2 separate regions of the Homo sapiens genome follow, and region 2 is linked to region 1. Evidence: chromatin contacts called from ENCODE Hi-C data. All regions are on one chromosome and are shown on one strand. Each heading gives the region's core, a stretch centred on a gene start or an enhancer-like site at or near the end of the contact. The rest is flanking DNA. Distances are from core to core; before and after follow the strand shown. Region 1 holds the start of COQ3 (coenzyme Q3, methyltransferase). Region 2 holds the start of FBXL4 (F-box and leucine rich repeat protein 4).

What was found. A loop is a pair of places that touch in the nucleus more often than their neighbours do. Pooled maps may share reads with other maps.
Region 2: a map of CD8-positive, alpha-beta T cell shows a loop between it and region 1 (6-fold over the local background). The contact joins the promoter of FBXL4 here to the promoter of COQ3 in region 1. A Hi-C loop is called at or near these places in 1 of 168 maps with a recorded cell type or tissue (CD8-positive, alpha-beta T cell), 3 of 37 single-sample maps with no recorded cell type and 12 of 50 pooled maps.

What each region holds. Positions count from the first base shown.
Region 1 is chr6:99,390,529-99,397,584 of GRCh38, reverse strand. COQ3 (coenzyme Q3, methyltransferase) reads left to right here and starts at 3,390. Exons shown (of 7, transcript NM_017421.4): 1 at 3,390-3,511. The coding sequence starts at 3,406. RefSeq lists an enhancer at 3,495-4,134.
Region 2 is chr6:98,942,703-98,949,302 of GRCh38, reverse strand. It overlaps FBXL4 (F-box and leucine rich repeat protein 4), which reads left to right and starts at 1,357. Exons shown (of 10, transcript NM_001278716.2): 1 at 1,357-1,497. RefSeq lists silencers at 936-1,230, 1,528-1,837 and enhancers at 963-1,474, 2,278-2,467.

The DNA of each region.
Region 1 (7,056 bases), core at 2,141-4,640:
TGTAGCCTAGGAGCAAAAGGCTATACCATGTAGCCTGGGTGTGTAGTAGTCTATACCATCTAGGTTTATGTAAGTATACTCTGTGATGTTCACATCACAATGAAATCACCTAATGACACATTTCTCACATGTCCCCAAGTTAAGCAACTGCATAGTTGCTGTTTCTTGCTTTTTGAGATGGAGTCTTTCTCTGTTGCCCAGCCTGGAGTGTAGTGGCGCAGTCTCAGCTCACTGCAAACTCTGCCTCCTGGGTTCAAGTGATTCTCTTGCCTCAGCCTCCTGAGTAGCTGGGATTACAGCACCCACCACCACATCTGGCTAATTTTTGTGTTTTTAGTAGAAACGGTTTCACCATGTTGGCCAGCTGGTCTCGAACTCCTGACCTCAGGCGATCCACCCGCCTTGGCCCCCCAAAGTACTGGGATTACAGGCGTGAGCCACCGCTCCCAGCCGATTGCATAAATGGAAGTAGTAGTAGAGTCATTGGATTGAGCTGGCTCTGTTTCTTGATGTGTTTTAGGCAAATCACTAAATCACCATGGGCCTTAACTTCTTCAGCTGTGTAAGGGAGGAATTAGATGAATTTTTTTTTTTTTTTTTTTTGAGATGGAGTCTCGCTCTGTCACCAGGCTGGAGTGCAGTGGTATGATCTTGGCTCTGCAACCTCCGCCTCCCAGGTTCAGACAACTCTCCTGCCTCAGCCACCCAAGTAGCTGGGACTACAGGTGTGCGCCAACATGCCCAGCTAATTTTCGTATTTTTAATAGAGACAGGGTTTCATGTTGGCCAGGATGGTCTTGACCTCGTGATCCGCCTGCCTCGGCCTCCCAACATGCTGGGATTGCAAGTGTATGCCACCGCACCTGGCCAAATTAGATTAGTTCTAAACACATCTAGCTGTTAAGTTTTTCAGTTTTAAGTGGAATTTTGTTGTGTAAAATTTAAAAGAGAAAATGGGCTTTAGCTCTTCAAAAAGCACACATGGGTTATATTTATATCATAAAGGTTTATCAGATACCTATAGAGTTCCTTTAAAGATACCTTGGTTAAATCTGCCACATTCTGATTTTGGTAGAAGTTATGATAGAATTATTCTGAGTTACCAATTTATGTAAAATTTTTAAGTAAATGTGAAAACTTACCAGTTAAACTGAGTGGATGTAGTGGTATATCTCTTTTTTTTTTTTTTTTTTGAGACACAGTCTTGCTCTGTTGCCCAGGCTAGAGTGCAATGGCGTGATCTCAGCTTACTGCAACCTCCACCTCTCTTGTTCAAGCGATTCTCCTGCCTCAACCTCCCAAGTAGCTGGGATTACAGGATTCCATCACCACTCTCAGCTAGTTTTTGTACTTTTTGTAGTAGAGATGGGGTTTCACCATGTTGGCCAGGCTGGTCTTGAACTCCTGACCTCAGGTGATCCGCCCACCTCAGCCTCCCAAGGTGCTGGGATTACAGGTGTCAGCCTCCACGCCCAGCTGTATATCATTTCAAAGCTACAAGGGAGCACTTTACCCTTGGATGAAAAAAAAAATGTTTATAAAGTTGAATTACAAAACAGACATTAAGAGTTTTAGAGCAAAATAAATACGCAGACTTACGGGTGAGACCATAACAATAATAGTCTGGGGAAATATCTCCAACAATGGCCATATACTGCATTACAGCCATTACAACTTTCCAATACCACTTAGGCTTAAGGGTCATTGGGAAAGCCCTTTGTTGATGTTTGTAGCGAGAAATACTATGAGCTAGTTTTGCTTATTTGGGCCAGACCTGTTCTGGGTGTTCAAAAGACATACTTGTCAGCATAAAGCAAATCATTGATTCCCCTTCTTGTTAAAATGTAGTGGAAAGGCTCTGAAGCCCAGTGAAGTGTGGTACCTTCAAAGAAAGTACATATAAAGCTCCTAGAACTTTATTTAATTGTGCTTGCACTTTGCTTTTTCCTTGGATGTGTCACTCCAATAAATACAAGACGTGCTACATTTTCTTTTGTGCAGAGCTTTCTGCCTTCATGTGGAGAGAGGATCATGTATCTAAGGGTAGAGGAGCTCTGAAGAGGACATAGCAACTGAAAAGTGCGACCACCCTTAGGAGGAGGTCAATATTTTAGCTAAGAACCATGAATGAAAGACTATTGCTGTCTGGGTGAGGTGGCTCCCACCTGTAATCCCAGCACTTTGGGAGGCTGAGGCAGGCAGATCACCTGAGGTCAGGAGCTTGAGACCAGCCTGGCCAACATGGTGAAACCCTGACTGAAAATACAAAAATTAAGCCGGGAATGGCAGCATACACCTGTAATCCCAGCTACTTACGAGGCTGAGGCACGAAGAATCACCCGAGCCTGGGGGACGGAGGTTGCAATGAGCTGAGATCCTACCACTGCACTCCAGCCTGAGCAACCGAGTGAGGCTGTCTCAAAAAAAAAAGAAAAAAAAAGATTCCTGAGCGGTAAATTTCGCTAACTGAAAGAACCCTTTACCAATTTGACCCTACCTGTTGAAAATACAGAATAATTTTTTGTCTTCAATGTTGGAGATTCGTCATTGTTCTTACCCAAAGAAAGACTTTGTGCATTTAGACGTAAAATGTTACTGATCACTGTTCCTAGCTCTAAATGAAGTTTGCCTAGACTGAGCCACAGAAGCCTCCTACTACATGATGTATATACCCTGTACAAGATAATAGTCATTTGCAGAAAATAAGTTTTACATTTGGCCTTCTGGCCATCTGATATTTGAGTGCCTTGAAAGGGGAAACAATTCTTCCCTTGAGGAAGAAGTGCTCCCATACTCTTGCATTCTTAGCAGTAGGGTCAATGTCTTACAGGAATATAAAAGTCCTTGAAGAGACATCTGTTAAGTGTGAAATAGAGCTACATGGCAATAAAAGAAGACACAGCACGAAGTAATGGCCTGATTGAGGTCAACTTCGAACATGAGGTTTGAGGTGTCCTATAGCAATAAAGTATCTTCAAAGTTGTTTATGATAGTAAAAACATCTTGCAGTTTAATTCCATGTGCAATTTGCTAAATGAGCGTGAAAGTATAGCCATACATACATAACACTCAACAATACAATCATGAAAGTCGGCTGCAGGCCGGGCGCGGTGGCTCACGCCTGTAATCCCAGCCCTTTGGGAGGCCAAGGCGGGCGGATAACCTGAGGTCAGGAGTTCGAGACCAGCCAACATGGAGAATCGCTTGAACCCGGGCGGCGGAGATTGCAGTGATCCCAGAATCCGAGATGGGGACTGTACTCCAGCCTGGGCAACAGAACAGACTCTGCTAAAAAAAAAAAAAAAAAAAAAAGTCGGCTGCAGACGGCGAAAGTGATCTCGGAACCTTTATGTTGGGGATCTTTTTTCGGGAGGGACCGGAAAAGAGGTGGGATCGTTTGTCGCGATGTGGAGTGGCCGTAAGCTGGGCTCCTCCGGGGGTTGGTTTTTAAGAGTGCTGGGGCCTGGAGGCTGTAATACAAAAGCTGCGCGTCCCTTAATTTCCTCGGCGGGTGAGTGTGTGTGCGGAGGTCCTTCGCATGCAGTCAATTGCGAGCGCTGGCGTCTCTGCGCATGCGCCGGGGGTGGGGCGGTGGGTTGTCTCTGGACCTCGCGAGGGGTCAGCGCGAAACCTAAGGCTTGGTCCTGGCCCCATCTCTCTCCATTGTAAACCTCGCATAGTCCCGTTGGCGGACGCCGGGGAAAAGAGCTCAGGACCAGTGGTCCTGTCTGGAAAAGCGCAGGCCGCGGGTCTCTTGTGGCTGAGCTCCTTGCCCCAGGAGCCGGCGACCCGCTCTGCGTGTGCTGCAGTCTGAAGGTCATGCATCTTTCCTTTGCCGGGGCAGGAATAACTCACGCCTCGTAGTTATGCATAGCTTTGTATCTGTGTTTTGTTTGCACAAAGCTTGCTGTTTTTTTCAGAAAGAATTTAAGGCAGCTGTATTACTTTTTGATTAATAGGTTAATCCAACAGACTGCATTTGCAAATGAGATCAAGAAAATAATGCACTGCTCAGTGCTTGTAGACAGCAGTCTGATTTTCGAACTCTCAGTATTAAGTAGAAACTTAAGCTCATCTTTCACATGGAACTCTTAACAAATACTGTATGCCAGACACTGGTATGAGCACTGGGAATTTAAAAATGAATGACACCGCAAGGATCTCTTTAAAAATGTTAGGATAAACCTAAGATCAGGATATAATGAACAAAAAAATGGGGAATCTAACCGCCCATTAATAAAGGTTATTAGTTGGTACTATCATACAGTGAAAAATAGTACAGCCAATAAAAATGATTTAAATCTATTTGTACCCACATGGAAAAGTAGTAAGATATAGTGTTAAGAAAGTAAAGTTTCATTGTTTCCTGGAAGGAGCCAAAAAAAAAAAAAAGTTACAAATCAGTATGTATAGTGAACTTGGAGTTACAGGTGGAGATATATAGAGAAATTTTGCAGTGATTGCCTGTGGTAGAGTAGGTGATTTTCTATCATTTTATCCTTTATATACTTTTCTTTTTCTGAACTTTTTTTAGTAAACATGTGTCTTTTATAATCAAAAATTTAGAAAAGATATAATAAACCTAGTTCCAATTTTTGAGGGGTGAACATAGAAGGAGCATTTAATCCATATTTGGGATCAAGGAAACTTCTTGAATGGGATATTTAGAGAAATCTTGAAGGAGGTGGCCAGTTTTAGAAGCAGTTGGTCGAGACAGGCAGCTCACTTGAGGTCAAGTGTTCGAGACCAGCCTGGCCAACATGGTGAAACCCTATCTACTAAAAATACAAAATTAGCTGGGCGTGGCGGCAGGCGCCTGTAATCCCAGCTACTCGGGAGGCTGAGGCAGGAGAATCGCTTGAACCTGGGAGGCAGAGGTTGCAGTAAGCCAAGATCACACCATTGCACTCCAGCCTGAGCAACAGAGTGAGACTCTGTCTCAAAAAAAAAAAAAAGCAGTTGGAGAGGGGAAAGGACCAGCTCGAGAATCTGTGAGAAAGTTTGTGAGAAACTGCAAGGTTCCTTGAAAAGTAAAGTGTGTAGGTGGAGGGCAGAAGGTAAAGGCAGGGGGTGGCAAGGGATGAGGAAGAGGCCTTTTTGGCCATGACACATTCATGAAAGGCCATTTACACCTCCTGAGGTAGACTATCCCGCGGACAGTGGAAATCACTGAAGAAGCAACATGAACAGATTTATGTTTAAGAAATAACACTTGGCAGCTGTCTACATAGAATGTGGGATGGAGTCAGGCAAGTCTAGGCCCAGGAAGACCTTAGAGCAATCCAGACAGTAAATTATCATTGCTGGAAATAAAGTATTGGTAGGGTAAAAGTCTGTCACCTGTTTTATTCACCATCAGCATGGTGCCTGGTAGGTGCTGAATAAATGACTTTTCAATAAATAAAATGAAAAAAACCTTTTCCCATTCCTTTAAAATTTCAAATACCAGGATGATCACAGATTCAAGGTAGAGAAGGAATTGGTAGCATTCTGTTTAAATACAAACTCAATTACTCTCTTTCCGTTGTGGTAAGGTGGTAGAGTGGTTTTTATTTTTACTTTTTAGATTAATTAATTTTTTTTTTTGAGAAAAGGTCTTGCTCTGTATCCCAGGTTAGAGTGCAGTGGCATGACCACAGTTCACGGCAGCCTTGGCCTCCCTGGCTCAATTGGTCCTCCCACCTCAGCCTCCCAAGTAGCTGGGACTACAGGCAGGCACCACAATGCATGGCTAATTTTTATATTTTTAGTAGAGAAGGGGTTTCACCACATTGTCCAGGCTGGTCTTGAACTCCTGGGCTCAAGCAGGCCGCCCACCTTGGTCTCCCAAAGTGATGGGATTACAGGCATTGAGCCACTGCGTCTGGCCTAAGATGATTTTTAAACCTCTTGAGAATTGTAGCAATACTGATGACTTAGGGATTCATTTTCCAGAAATAGAGGAGGTAAGAGAGAGATCAAGGGTTGTCTGTCCGTAAAAGCAGATATTGTTAAAATTTCTAAGGCTTAGTTTCATAATAGTAATACCTTATATGTCGTTATCGATGTATCATGGTTTACATAGTTAAACTTTATTCTTTAATAATATCTCATGTATCTACCTAAAGTCATACAGGAGGTGATATTTGAACTGGGTCTTAAAAGGTAGTCCAGATAGAGTTGGTGGAAAGGGAAATAAAATGAACAAAAGCCTGGCCGAGCACCTTTAATCCCGGCACTTTGGGAGGTCGAGGCAGGTGGATCGCTTGAGCTCAGGAGTTTGAAACCAGCCTGGGCAACATAGCAAAACCCTGTCTCTACAAAAAAAAAAATACAAAATTTAGCCAGGCATGGTGGTGTGCTTCTGTGGACCTCGCTACTGGATAGGCTAAGGTAGGAGGATTACTTGAGCCCAGGAGGTAGAGGCTACAGTGAGCCGTGAACCCACCACTGCACTCCAGCCTGGGCAACACAACGAGACCCTGTCTCATAAATAAATAAATAAATAAATAAATAAATAAATAAATAAAATGAGCAAAAGCCTAGACACATGAACTTTATTAAAAAAGAACATTGTAATGGGTTTGGGATGGACTGTGAAGGGCTGATTAAAAAATAAAACCAAATAAACATAAGCTCAGGAGAAAAGTATGCAGAGACTACAAAAAGACAAGATGTGAAATATAAATGACCACTAAACATAAGAAAGGATGCTTAACCTCATTCATGATAAATTGAAACTACATTAACTGGGCACGGGGCCCATGTTTATAGTGCCAGCTACTCGAGGGGCTGAGGTGGGAGGATCGCTTGGGTGACCTTGGTGGAGGTTGTAGTGAGTGGAGATTGTTCCACTGCAGTCCAGCCCGGGTGACACAGTGAGACCCTGTCTCAAAAACAAAAACAAACAATTAAAACTACACTAAGATACCATTTTCATGTATTTGATTAGCAAACATAAAAATGTTTAACAAAGACTGGGCGCGTGGCTCACGCCTGTAGTCCCAGCACTTTGGGAGGCCGAGGCGGGTGGATCATGAGGTCAGGAGATCAAGACCATCCTGGCTAACACGGTGA
Region 2 (6,600 bases), core at 108-2,607, 450 kb after region 1:
GAAATAAGACCCGGTGTTCCATAGATCAGTAGGGTGACTACAGCTAACATTTATCAATAGTACATGTCAAAATAGCCAGAAGAGAACAATTTGAATGTTCCTAGCACAAAGAAAAGATAAATATTTAAGGGGATGAGTAACCCAGTTATGCTGATTTGATTACAGAAATGAATCAAATTATCACATATACCCTGAAAATATGTACAGCTATTATGCATCAAAAAGTTGAAGAAAATAAAAATTTTAATTTTTTTGTATACAATGTATATTGCATATCATATATTGATTCTGTTCATATATAAGTAAATATCCTTACTGGTTTGCCTCATTGGAGCATTCAGACAGCAAATAATGTGTAGTTCAACATTTTATTAAATATTTTCCATCTTAGTGGATATTTTGTAACAAGATAAATATGATGCAAACTAAAAAAAGTGCCAAGGGCGGGCGCGGTGGCTCACGGCTGTAATCCCAGCACTTTAGGAGGCTGAGGCAGGTGGATCACAAGGTCAGGAGATCAAGACCATCCTAGCCAATATGGTGAAACCCCGTCTCTACTAAAAATACAAAATATTAGCTTGGCGCCCTTGTAGTCCCAGCTACTCGGGAGGCTGAGGCAGGAGAATCGCTTGAACCTGGGAGGTGGAGGTTGCAGTGAGCCGAGATCGCGCCACTGCACTCCAGCCTGGCGACAGAGCGAGACTCCGTCTCAAAAAATACATAAATAAATAAATAAAGTGCCATACTGAATCTACCAAAAATAAATCAAAATGAGTAAGAGAGGCTGCCAGACCATCTTCTTCATCAGAGGTAATGGTCAGAGGCTTCTGAACGTTGGTATGGAAATGAGCCTGCAGGCAGGATTTGTATGCAGGGAAGAGGAGGTTTGTAAACTAGGTGAATTATACCTTCAGAGTGCATATAATGTATATTATACTTTTCCTCTACGTATGCGTACCAGCCGTATTACCTATGTATCATCTGATCCACCAAGTCTGGACTGAAGAAGTCCTTGTAGGACCACACTACACATGGCGAGCCGGTACTCGGAAGGGATTATTCCGAAGAGGATTTGTAGACACTACCCGCTGTGTATGACCTAGGCCCTTTACACGGGCACCACTGGAGCTAGGAAGCCAGCAGAAAGCTCCTCCCCCTGGCCTGGGAGCGGGCTGTCCGTAGGACCCAGAGCACCTCCCATGGGAGAAACGCCCGGCTTTGCTTCTGGCCCCGCCCCGCCTCCCTCCAGGCCCCGCCCCGCCTCCCCGGCCCCGCCCCAACCCCGCGGCCCCGCCCCTCCTCCCCGGCTCCGCCCCGCCTCCCCGGGCCCGCCGCTCCTCGCGGCCTCCGCGTCTTCCTTCCGGGTCGCGCTAGGCCGGGCTTGCGGCGGTTGTGCCGCATCTAGAGAGTCGGGGAGCCGCCCCCGCACCCAGGCCTTCTCGCGCTGCCTGGTCGCTGGTGAAGCCCGCGGCGCGCGCCTCTCCCGGACCCTGCAGGGTACGGCCCTTCCTTTACTTCTCCCTCCCGTGGGTCTCTGTCTTCTTCCTTTGGCGCCGGGGCGGGGCCGGGGCCGAGCCAGCGCGCAGCTCCGCGCTTTGGGGAGTCTGGACGCCTGGCAGAGGCCCCCGCTGCCCGCCCCTCCCCGCCCGCGGCCCCGCGCCCCCGCGCCTCCGCTTCACGCTTGCGGGGCTTGCTGGGGCCCTTGAGAACTGCTGACGTGCCTCGGGCTCTTTCTACGCTACAGTCTGCCTGCAGGCTGTGAGGCGTCGTTCGGACGTGTGCGCGGCTCAGGGTTGTTTACACCGCGGGGGACTGCGGGTCGCCCCACACCCGCGCTCAGTGCTGCGCCGGCAGCCACGCGTCGGCCACATGCCCGCCTGTGCTTGTGATTCCTGTGCCTGCTGCCTTGATTTCCCTCTGACATCCGATGGTTTTTGCCTAACCAGGCCTGTTTTCTTTCTTCAGGACTGCTACAGGGTGCCCAGCTACAACCTTGTTTCTGTGTTTAGGTTTAGGGGTGCCCCTAGAGTGTGATGATGACCATCTACTTGGCCTCCTTGTCGACATATTTATAACGGGTGGTTTTGGATTTCCTTGATTTCCCAGTAATCATTGCCACAAACCTTCGAGATGCATTCACAGATTGAAATACAGTATACAAATAACTATTATAGAAGGTGAAGATGGTATAAGCCTGTGGTCAGGTAGTTGCGTTGGCAGGATGCCCGTCTGGCTTTGTGCTCCGGAGGGCACATTACCACCAGGTGCAGGGATCTCTGCTTGCTTTGGTCTGTTCACAGACACAAGCTGCCTTTTCTGGTTCTTGCGTGCACTCCTTGGTTTCTTAAGTTCAGCTATAGGTATATATTTTTTTCTTTCAGGCTCACTTCCTGCCTCCATTATCCTGTACCGCATATTGTATCTGTTGGTTGAGTAGAGAGAGATTCATCCAGAGTCATCAGCGCTCCAATAGTCCTTTATCAGATTAAGGACTTGAGGGAAATGTGCATTATGCTTTAGTAGGCACTCTAAAAGTTCCTTGAATTGGATTCTTCTTTCCATACTTATGTTCTGAGTACTAACTTTGTTTTAAACTTCTGCGCCAAAAGTTGGCTTTTCTGAACTCTGCATTTTCAAACTCTTCCCTTCTGTTATTTGAAAATCAGATAAGTCAACTCATTGTAAGATGGATAATTTCTTTACTCACGCCGTGATGAAATAATGCGATTATAGTACTCTGTACAATGGTACATATGGTACTTGCACATATGGTCAGTTAACAAAAACTGCCCCTTCTTTCTTTACTGTGTTAGTCTCATCCTCTTAATGTTGCTGCGGTTAACATTCTCGATCTTAACTTCGCGGATCTAACACAGTGTCCTTTAAAAAAGGCCTTTATCTACATGAATTGTATATAAATATCCACCTCCGTTTTCTTCTAGTATTGTTAATGATCTTATTTATATTTAATGTGAGATAAGAAGGCTCTAACTTTATAATTTTGTTAGTGACTCCATCATCATTTGTTGGAATTCTATTTTTCCCTGCTGATCAGTCCTATAAATACCATAGGCCCTAAATTCCCGTGTATTCTTGGGACTTTCTGAACGGTCTAGTATTCTTTGGCTCCCTGTGGTGATCCTGGCTTCTGTGATGCTCTTATTGCTCTAGGTTTATAATGTGTTTTAATATCTAGGGATTTGAACGATGCCTGGCATATTGTAGACATCACTAAATATTTTTGAAATGAACACATTTAGTGGGGGCAAGTTGATTCCCTTTCTTTACCTCTTGCCTCCCTCCCCCCTTTAAAATTTTCCTGCCAGTTATTGAGATTCATTTATTTTAGCTTGCTTTTTCCATGGTCAGTTGAATCATTAACTGTTAGTAAATAAATCCCTTCTGTTGCTCATTCAGAACTTGCGACTAGAGTTGCTCCTTACAGTTACATAGAGAAGCAGCCTGATTAAAAATCTGCATGCCTTTTGACTTTGCACCGTGTCATAGTAACTGTAGTGTGTCTCTCCCCATCACCTGTGATTTAGGATGTTCTGTACCTGGTTTCTAAGAGAAAAATGGTTATCTAAGAGATAAATGGCTGTAGAAGTGTTCCCTGGGATATGAGGAAGATATCCTCATATCCATTTGTATTTTACCATCACAACTGGATATCTAAAATATAATAAATTTTACACTGGACACTTAAAACTTTATTAGCCCATGAAATAAATGTATGCATTCTTTAAAAAAGATCAAGCAATACAGAAATCCTTAAAGGAGGAAGTGAAAGTGCTGTGTGCCCACCTACCCAGTAACCTTGTTCCATAAAGATGATCACTGCTTGCAGATTTTAAAAATAAATATATTTAAGTCTACTTTTGTTTCATAAATGGCAGTGTACCATCTATAATTTTCTATAGCTTCCACTTAATAATAATTGATAAACATCCTTCTGTGTCAGTGCATATAATAGTATCTTGTCTTTTTTGTAAGTCTTTTGGTATTTCATTGTAGGAATAACCCAAAAGTTATTTAGCCAGTCCCCTGTTGGCATTATTCCAAATTTATTACAAACAGAACTGCAAGGATCATTTTTGTGTTTATTCTGTATACTGTCATGTTTGCATGTTAGTTCATTTCCTAAGATATGGAATTGCTAGGTCAGAGGCTACACATAAGTGTTAAATTATGAGAGATTCTGCCAAAGTGCTCCTCAAAAGTTGTTGGTAAGAGTAAATTTATACAATTTGTTAAAATATTGCTTTTGCCATATCACATTGCCAAGAATTGTCAAGGATCTGAGATCATACCCTACTTGCAAGCTAACAGTTTCATGGAAACTGGCAGAAAATATGAGACTCCTGACTCAGAGACAAAGCACAACAGGAACGGTAGCCAGAGGATCATCTTATGCTGATTTGCTGGAACCCTGATTTCCACAGGGTGATGTGATAAGAGCCCAGTGACACTAGCAGATGAAGTAGGTTATGTTACAGGAGAGGAGTCCTTAGTTTAGGGAACCTGAATCTTTCATAGTGGGCTGCAAATAAAGCTGTCTGATCTTTGCCAGAGAGGGAGACATTATCTTTATTTTCCCACATGGTAAACAAACCTGCCCTCTGTACCAGAGGGAGACATCTCTTTATCTGCCAAGGCTATTTGCTATATAAACACCACTGAAAAGATAAAAAATAAAGGCCGTCAGTGCCTCTACTTATATGATATGCAGAAACTTGAGAGGCCTGCTAAGATGAAATGATTATTTTTTATATTTAGTAATTTTATGGATGAAAAATGCTATTTTATTGTTTTAGTATTGCATTTCTTTGCTTATTGATGAGGTTGACTATCTGTATGTTTGTTGGTCATTTGTATTCGTTTTTACTTGCATGATCATATCCCTTGCTTAGGTTTCTGTTGAAATGTTCCTCTTTTCTAATTGATTTGTAATAGCTCTTTACATATTGTGGCTATTAATGATTTGGTTCACCATTTGCTAGTATTTTCTCATAGTCTATTCTTTAGTGTTTCTTGGGGCTTTTGCTTTATAAAAATCTTTAATATTTATGTTGCCAGTTCTGCTGTTGTTTTCCTTTACGGCCTCTGGGTTTCCACCGGAAGATTATTAAAATACTCTTTGTACACATTCTGTTATCATAGATATAGATTTTTAAAAATGGTTGCTATGGCATACTATTACAAATTTATTTTTCCAAATTGCTGGACATTTTCCTAAAACATTTATTTTGATAAACTGTCCTTTCCCTGTTATTTGATTTGACACATTTGTTGTAAGATACTATATCCTTAATTTGTTGTTTTTCTCAAAGCCAACAAATTAGTAAGCAAAGTATGTTAGATGTTTACTGTGATTATGATTTTGGTTGAATTCAGCCTTAAAGATAATATGTGTAATTGTTCTTAGTGGATTTTATCTTAAAGAATATGAAGTATCTTTTTTGCCCTGTTTAGTGATTTTTTGGCTGGGAGTCTACATTGTCTTATATGACTTTTGCCTCTCTGTCAGTTTTGTGTGTACCTGATAGGTCTTTTTTGTCCATATGTTTATTATGTTTATTTTCAGTCATTTTACACCATTTTGCTTTACTTGCCTTTCATAAACATCAAACATTCATGTAACTGAGCTGAACTTTTATTTCTCCCTGAAATCTTCCCCCTTGCCAATTTGGAAGTTTGTCTTCTTTTTTTTTTTTTTTTTTTTTGAGACAGAGTCTTGCTCTGTCACCCATGCTGGAGTGCAGTGGTGTAATGTGTAATTTTGGCTCACTGCAACCTCCATCTCCTGGACTTAAGTGATCCTCCTGCCTCAGCCTCTCAAGTAGCCTGGACTGCAGGTGCATGCCACAATACCTGGCTAATTTTTGTGTTTTTTGTAGAGATGGGGCTTCACCATGTTGCCCAGGCTGGTCTCAAACTCCTGGGCTCAAGTGATCCACCCGCCTTGGCCTCCCAACGTGCTGGGGTTACAGGTGTGAGCCACTGTGCCCGGCCTGGAATTTTGTCCTTTTTTTTTTTGTTTTACATTTTATAAAACTTTTAAAAAAGATCATTGTAGATTCATATACAGTTGTAAGAAATAATACAGAGATCTAGATCCTGTGTACATTCACCCAGTTTCCACCTATGGTAACACCTTGCATAACTACAGTACAATATTATACTCAGGAAATTGACATTGATACAATCTATAGACCTTATTCAGATTTCACCAGTTTTACTTGTACCCATCCCTGTGCCTGTTTAGTTGTAAGTAATTTTATGTAGATTCCTGTGAACACTACCACAGTCAGAATATACAACAGTTCCATCACAAGGTTACCTTGTACAAAATTGGGTTTATCTCTTAATAGGACAATTTAATCTAGTCATATTAACTATTTTTTCCCCTCTCCTGCAAGTTTGGAAATTCTGAAACCATCTATAACTGACTCTTTTTTGCCCTCATTCTTCCCATTAATAAGTTGAGACCTGGATCTCTTGCCTTCTTTACATTCTTGGTTTTATTGATTTGATTTCTTTTCTATAGTTGTAATATTCTGTTCCCACATTGCTATAAAGAAATACCTGAGACTGGGTAAT